Linked DNA regions of Homo sapiens: region 2 is linked to region 1. A link is a contact called in ENCODE Hi-C or POLR2A ChIA-PET data. All regions are on one chromosome and are shown on one strand. The core of a region is the stretch at or near the end of the contact, and the rest is flanking DNA. Distances in the headings are between cores, read along the strand shown.

The links. A loop is a pair of places that touch in the nucleus more often than their neighbours do. ChIA-PET counts read pairs that join two places held with the same protein, here RNA polymerase II (POLR2A). Pooled maps may share reads with other maps.
Region 2: a loop to region 1 is called in a pooled map, with 5 times the contacts of the local background. The contact joins two enhancer-like sites. A Hi-C loop is called at or near these places in 9 of 168 maps with a recorded cell type or tissue (GM11168, GM13976, GM18951 and 6 more), 16 of 37 single-sample maps with no recorded cell type and 11 of 50 pooled maps. POLR2A ChIA-PET finds 5 or more read pairs at or near these places in 11 of 52 experiments (BJ, H1, HCT116 and 8 more).

The regions. Positions count from the first base shown.
Region 1 is chr6:134,193,816-134,197,515 of GRCh38, reverse strand. All of the region lies in intron 3 of SGK1 (serum/glucocorticoid regulated kinase 1), which reads left to right. Among named protein-coding and RNA genes, the nearest start is that of SGK1, 120 kb to the left of the region's middle. Within about 2 kb of position 2,240, at least 3 of the 41 ENCODE cell types and tissues checked have a DNase peak (open chromatin) inside an H3K27ac peak, as active enhancers do.
Region 2 is chr6:134,234,501-134,238,112 of GRCh38, reverse strand. All of the region lies in intron 2 of SGK1 (serum/glucocorticoid regulated kinase 1), which reads left to right. Among named protein-coding and RNA genes, the nearest start is that of SGK1, 82 kb to the left of the region's middle. RefSeq lists enhancers at 1,633-1,682, 1,823-2,112, 2,153-2,312. Within about 2 kb of position 1,977, at least 8 of the 41 ENCODE cell types and tissues checked have a DNase peak (open chromatin) inside an H3K27ac peak, as active enhancers do.

The DNA.
Region 1 (3,700 bases), core at 991-3,490:
GATAAATAATGACCTCAACATAACAATAGCTGCTGATATTCTTGACCTATTAACTGAACTACAGATGGCTGGTCATAACTTTTTATGCCATCAAATGAAGGGCCCCCTTAAGACAATAAAAACATAACACCTTTGGGTAGACAGAAATGAGAAAAAAAATGTACAGACAAGTAGTACCACATCTCAAGTTAGAGTCTCCAACTTGCCAGCTATCTTCCACTACTCCCCAAAATAATTTCCTGTACATTAGGGTTTTTGTTGCTGTTGCTGTTGTTGGTTGTTTGAGACAGGGTCTTATTTTGTCACCCAGGCTGGAGTGCGGTAGTGCGATCACGGCTTACTGTGGCCTTGACCTCCCAGGTTCAAGCGATCCTCTTATCTCAGCCCCCCAAGTAGCTGGGACTACAGGCATAAGCTACCACGCCCAGCTAATTTTTTTGTTTTTTGTAGAGATGGGGTTTCACCATGTTGTCCAGGCTGGTCCCAAACTCCTAAGCTCAAGTGATCTGTCCGCCTCAGCCTCCTGAAGTGCTGGGATTATAGGCGTGAGTCACTGCACCCAGCCTTATACATTCAGTTTTTAACAAACTTTCTTGTCCATGGTATATGCACAATCAAATGTGTTGAAAAAATGAATACAATTAACACTGCCCAAAATTAAGGTAGATAGAGATTCATTCTGAAAGTCTTTTTGAAGACTTAATCCATCAGAAAGAGACCCACTCACTCTGTCACTCATACGTGGTTTTTGGCATCCCGTACTTCAACTCGAAGTTTTAAAAATCAATTTCTCTATCTTAGAACAGGTAACCACAATCATTCTCAGCTTCCTGAACCACATCTCTTTTAGTCAACTGACCTCACATCAGAGTTGGCCAGCAGGCCATGCACAGAGCAGCAGGAAACTGCCCGGTAGTGTACAATCTGTTGTGGTTGTGTCGTGAATTCTTGAGTCAGGCCTTCTGAGTTTGCCACAGATTTCAATGCTTACTACCTGTGTGACTTTGGGCAAATTATTATTATTTTATTATTATTATTTTAATTTTTTTTAGGGTAAATTATTATTTTTTCTTTGTTTTCTTTGTTTGAGACAGAGTCTCACTCTGTTGCCCAGGCTGGACTTGAACTCCTGGGCTCAAGTGATCCTCTTGGCCAGGCACGGTGGCTCATACCTGTAATCCCAGCACTTTGGGAGGCCAAGGCAGGTAGCTCACTTGAGCTCAGGAGTTCAAGACCAGCCTGGATAACATAGTGAGACCCCATCTCTTTTTAAATTTAAAAAAAATAAGTGATCCTCCCGCCTCACCCTCCAGAGTAGCTGGGATTACAGTCACGTGCCTGGCTGGGCAAATTATTTAACCCTCTGTCCTTTCATTTCTTATACATGCAAAAATGAAATAGTAATAATAGATTATAGAATTTTGTGGGGATTAAAAAAGATAATGCAGTAAAGGTATTTATAACTGTGTTAACATATAATTAGTGGTCAATTTATGTTAGCTCTTTTTACCTGGAGAAAGAATTATGTCATTTACATGGGATTACATTTATCTAGGATTACACTTTCATGGGATTTACTAACTATGGTTTGAAAGAAGAATGCATTTTGTTTTATCATTACTGTTACTATTTTATACATTACTGGACCCCAAACTTGTTTTTTCTGCTGAACCATGAAGCTTATAATTTGCTGTATTCCATTATCTGGAGCCCCAGACACAAAACTGATAAGCTTCCTGGAAATAGACATATGGCTAGACTTAAAATCCTCAAATTGGAGCGAACCTTAGTTGCCTAGTCATTTAGATAAAATATTGCATTCTTAAGCTAAGATCTAGAAAGCAAAAAGCACTTTGTTTTGCATGACTTAAACCATCTACAATGGTTTAGATGGTTCCAAGTTCAAGGATGGGTTATTTATTCCAGTGAGTAGGGAAATGTTATTTCTAAACTCTCTGTGTAAAGATACTTAGAGTCATGCTCATCTAGCATCTGAGTTATGTTTGGCAGTGAAAAGTTTGTCAGATCCTATCCTCACAACTGTCCTAGTGCCAAATGTGTGAATGTGTGACTATAGGCTCAGTTTAGCTCAACACAGAGAGGCCCCTCACTCTGCCTTGGATTGTGTAAATGAAGGGTTTAGCTTTCTGAAGCTTTCCAATTGGAGCAAAATCTGTTTCTGCGTTTGTGGAACTTACAATTTTCTCTTTCTCTTTGTTCTGACCAAAATTGCTTGTTATTTCTGCTGTTTTACTAAAGGCTAAACTAACAGTGTTTCACAATAGCTCGTTTTTCTAATTCCTCAGGATTCTTTTAAAACTATTTTCAGGCAGTATTTTCATGTGCTTATTTTATCCAAATCATTTATGTCCAAGATCTTTCATTTCCATAGTCCTAAAAGGCATTTTATGATAGCTAAAATGATACCAGGAAATTTTCTCACTTAAAAAATACAAGGAAAATATGAAATGCAACTTCATATTTTAATAAATCTGCTCTCATTATTTTGAATCAAACTAATATGGCAGCAGATCAAAAAGTCTAGTGGATTTTAACTGTAGCAAAAGTTAAAATGTCCTAAATTTTATTAAGTTAGGCATGCTGAAATATTCAGCCTTTAATGGCTTGCTTTTTGCCCAAGAAGTTTATCTCATAATACAGGATACATAATACTGTGGAAAGAAAAACTTGTAGGCCGGGTGCAGTGGTTCACGCCTGTAATCCCAGCACTTTGGGAGGCCGAGGCGGGCGCATCACTTGAGGTAAGGACTTCAAGACCAGCCTGGCCGACATGGTGAAACCTCGTCTCTACCAAAAAGTATAAAAATTAGCCAGGTATGGTGGTGTGCGCCTGTAATCCCAGCTACTCAGGAGACTGAGGCAGGAGAATCACTTGAACCCGGGAGGCGGCGGAGGTTGCAGCGAGCCGAGATCGTGCCACTGCACTCCAGCCTGGGTAACGGAGCGAGACTCCGTCTCAAAAAAAAAAAAAAAAGAAAAACTTTTGACAAATTGAATTTAACAGCTTATTTGAGCAAAGAATGATTCTCCAATCAAGCAGCCCTCAGAACCAAAGGAGGCTCAGAGAGTTCCACTGGGCAAATAGGTGGACAGGGAGCATTTATAGACAGAACTGGAAGTGAGGTACACAAACAGCTTGACTGGTTAAAGCTCCAAATTTGCCTTATTTGGGCATCGTCTGATCAGTTGGCATCCTGTGATTGGCTGAAGCTCAGTTGCTGTGATTAGCTGAAGTTTGGTTGCTGTGATTGGCTGAGACTCAGCTAGTTGTAACAAAAATATATATAGCATGTCGTTATAACATTGATGAGAAAAAAAAAAAAAGATTTCCAGCTGGGGCCACAGTCTGTGTAAAGTTCACACTTTCTCTTCATGTCTTTGTAGGTTTTCTCCATGTAACTCCACTTTCCTCCCACATCCCAAAGATATGCATGTTGAGGTTCATTGGCGTGTTCACGTTGTCCCAGTCTGAGTGAGCATGAGTGTGGGTGTGAGTGTGAGTGTGCCTTGAGGATGGGACGGACTCCTGTCCAAGGTTGGTGTCACCTTGTTCCCTGAGCTGCCAGGATAAGCTTGGGTTGTCTACCACCTCAAGTGGAATCATTGGGTAAATAGTTATCTTAGTTTTTATTAATTTTTCCCCTCCCCTCCCCTCCCCTTCCCTCCCCTCTCCTCCCTT
Region 2 (3,612 bases), core at 728-3,227, 41 kb before region 1:
AGTCAATCTTTTCCCAGAGATACAGATAATCTCTTTTAAAAATTTCTGAACTCTGGAACAATTATACTCTAAAAAAAGAATTATTAAGTCATACAAACTGAGGGAATCATAATATTGGGGAATAAGATGTTTTTTACACACTTTTTCTGGTATAAAATTTTGTGACTCATATGAATTATTTAGAGTATATTATTCTCAAGGACAAGTTTATTCTAATTTAAATCCTATGGGCTTGCAAATAAATAACTTACTTGTTCTCTTCAGTATACTATTGCTTGAGAGAAGAGAATATTTTGGTGGAAAGCTATTTCAGTGAAGCCAGACTATGCAATAGGACGGAAAAAACAAAGCTACAAAAGAAAAGCACTTTCCTAAAAAACTGTATGTAACTGAAATTGAGTTTATTTTATGAAAATATTATTTATTTATTAGTTTTTCAGACAGAGCCTCACTGTCACTCAGGCTGGAGTGCAGTGGCACGATCTTGGCTCACTGCAACCTCTGCCTTCCCGGGTTCAAGCGATTCTCCTCCCTCTGCCTCCTGAGTAGCTGGGATCACAGGCGCATGCCACCACGCCTGGCTAATTTTTTGTATTTTTCATAAAGATGGGGTTTCACCATGTTGGCCAGGCTGGTCTCAAACTCCTGACCTCAAGTGATCTGCCTGCCTTGGCCTCCCAAAGTGCTGGGATTACAGGCATGAGCCACTGTGTCCAGCGTTATTTTATGAAAATAAACCAGTGAAAATTAATTTCAGGCCAGGCACAGTGGCTCATGACTGTAATCTTAGCACGTTGGGAGGCCAGAGTGGGTAGATCACCTGGGCTCAGGAGTTTGAGACCAGCCTGGGCAACATGGTGAAATCCTGTCTCTACCAAAAATGCAAAAAAATTAGCCGGGCATGGTGGCATGTGCCAGCAGTCCTAGCTGTTTGGGAGGCTAAGGTAGGAGGATCGCTTGAGCCCCAGAGGCAGAGGTTGCAGTGAGCTGAGATCGCGCCACTGCATTCCAAACTGGGTGACGGAGTGAGACCCCATCTCAAAAAAAAAAAAAAGAAAAAGAAAAAGAAAATTAATTTCAAAAGTGGAATGTATTCACCCAACAATGTGTTCATTTATAAATAATACAGCAGCAACCTTGGGGATGATTGTTGTGGATGTTTTGATGTTTGGATATAATGTTAGTGGGAGACACAGGAAAATTTAAAATAGCAGTGATGGCTTCTATCTGAATCCCATTAACACTTGCGAGTTCATAGCCTCTTGATTTTTTGAGAAGGGGAGAATTGGAGCTCAACAGGTAGCAAACCATTTCATTCTGCAATTAGTCTGTCTAAAGAAAAAGGCTTTAACATTCAATGCTAGAATAAGGCTATTTTAGACATTTGAATTGCTGGCAAGACACCCCAAATTAGTCATCCCTTAATGGTTGTGTGTGGGTCTGTGTGTGTGTGTGTTTAAAATTCATTATTTACTTATTTATTTTTGAGATAGAGTCTCGGTCTGTCATCCAGGCTGGAGTGCAGTGGGGAGATTGTTGTTCTTTGCAGCCTCAACCTCAAAGACTCAGGTGATCCTCCCATCTCAGCCTCCCAAGTAGCTGGGGCTACAGGCACGTGTCACCATGCCCAGCTAATTTTTGTATTTTTTGTAGAGACGGAGTTTCGCCATCTTGCCCAGGCTGGTCTTGAACTCCTGGGCTCAAGCAATTCGCCCACCTCAGCTTCCCAAAAGTGCTTACAGGCGTGATCTACCAGCCTCCCTTAATGTTTTTTAAAACCACTTATTTAGGGCTATTGGTGAAAACAACAAATGAAGCATAGAGGCAATTACAGGAAGAGAAAGTACCCAATATTATGTAAAATGTGTTAGTACTGAGTCATATGTAAATTTGTGTTTAACTTCCTCACTCTTAAATTCTAGTTCCTGGAATCCCCCTCCTTCATAACTGACTCACAGTCTATTTTGGGACAAACCTGCCAATACTACAATCCCTTTACTGTACATTAAAATATATACAGAAAAGTCAAGAACTAATAGAATCATCAAACAATACCAACTAAGGGACCTCACCCACCTGTGAGGATGGAGCATGTGGCCTCAAAATCAGGGCTGACCTAAACTCTCCATGGTTGGAGTCACGTTTCCTAAGGCTGTGTTTGAAAAAAAAAATTAGTTAATTAGAAATACCTTGTTCACAGTTTAATGCTTGATCTTGTTCCTTATCTAAAATATCTATGGCCAGGTGCGGCGGCTCACACCTATAATCCCAGCACTTTGGGAGACCGAGGAGAGAGGATCACCTGAGGTCAGGAGTTTGAGACCAGCCTGGCCAAAATGGTGAAACCCCTTCTCTACCAAAAATACAAAAAAAATTAGCCAGGCATGGTGGTGCATGCCTGTAGTCCCAGCTACTCGAGAGGCTGAGGCAGGAGAATCACTTGAACCCTGGAGGTGGAGGTTGCAGTGAGCCGAGCTCGTGCCATTGCCCTGCAGCCTGGGCAACAGGAGGGAAACTGTCTCAAAAATAAATAAATAAATAAATAAATAAATAAATAAATAAATAAATAAAAATATCTATTTTTTCCACTTCCTCCTTGTCAAAACTTCTCTAAATTTTTAATAATAAATTTTATTATTTTAAAGTAATCTCATTATTTTTTTCTAAACAGGGTTTGAAGTTACATTTTCATCTTGATTCTAGTTGCTTCCTCCCCCCGCTTTCTTTACTATGTTCCAGTAATTTGATTTCAGAGTTGGCATTAACTCCCTGAATTCAGGAAGATATTCCCCAAGGACCTGAATCTTAGCCCTGGAAGCGATGTGAAAGCTTACATAGCACATCTCTCACCTTCAGTCAGAGCCATACAAAGAAGCTGCTATCTTATTATTCATGGCTTTAGAAAAGACTGCTCAACCTCCACCTGCATCTTATTTTGACATTTAGTTAGCTTTACTGTGTCGAACAAAGCCATTATGCTACACACCAAGCCTGTTTCCCTTGTTTTATACTCAGCGATGATAACCAACCCTGTCTGTATATAAAGCTCTCTATAAATTCATAGACTGTCTTCTTCAATTGTCATTTGGTCTTCTCTTCAAGAAAATTAATTATGTCTTGTTTGCCTCTCCTCATTGGTCTTTTTTTCCAATACTTGACTCATTTTGCCATCCTTGGAGCTGTCTTCTAAATAATTTCCAAGTTTTCCAATTAGTCTTATTTATTTATCTATTTATAAGATGGAGTTTCACTCTTGTTGCCCAGAATGGAGTGCAATGGCGCAATCTCAACTCACTGCAACCTCCACCTCCCAGGTTCAAGCCATTCTCCTGCCTCAGCCTCCTGAGTAGCTGGGATTACAGGCATGCATCACCACACCTGGCTAATTTTGTATTTTTAGTGGAGATGGGGTTTCACCATGTTGGCCAGACTGGTCTCAAACTCTTGACCTCAGGTGATCCACCCGCCCCGGCCTCCCAAATACTGGGATTACAGGCATGAGCCACCACACCCGGCCCTCCAATTAGTCTTTAAACGTGAATTCCAGAAGTTCACATTTCTGAGCACCATTAATTTGAGATCACTTAACAGCTCCTTCACATCATACTCTCA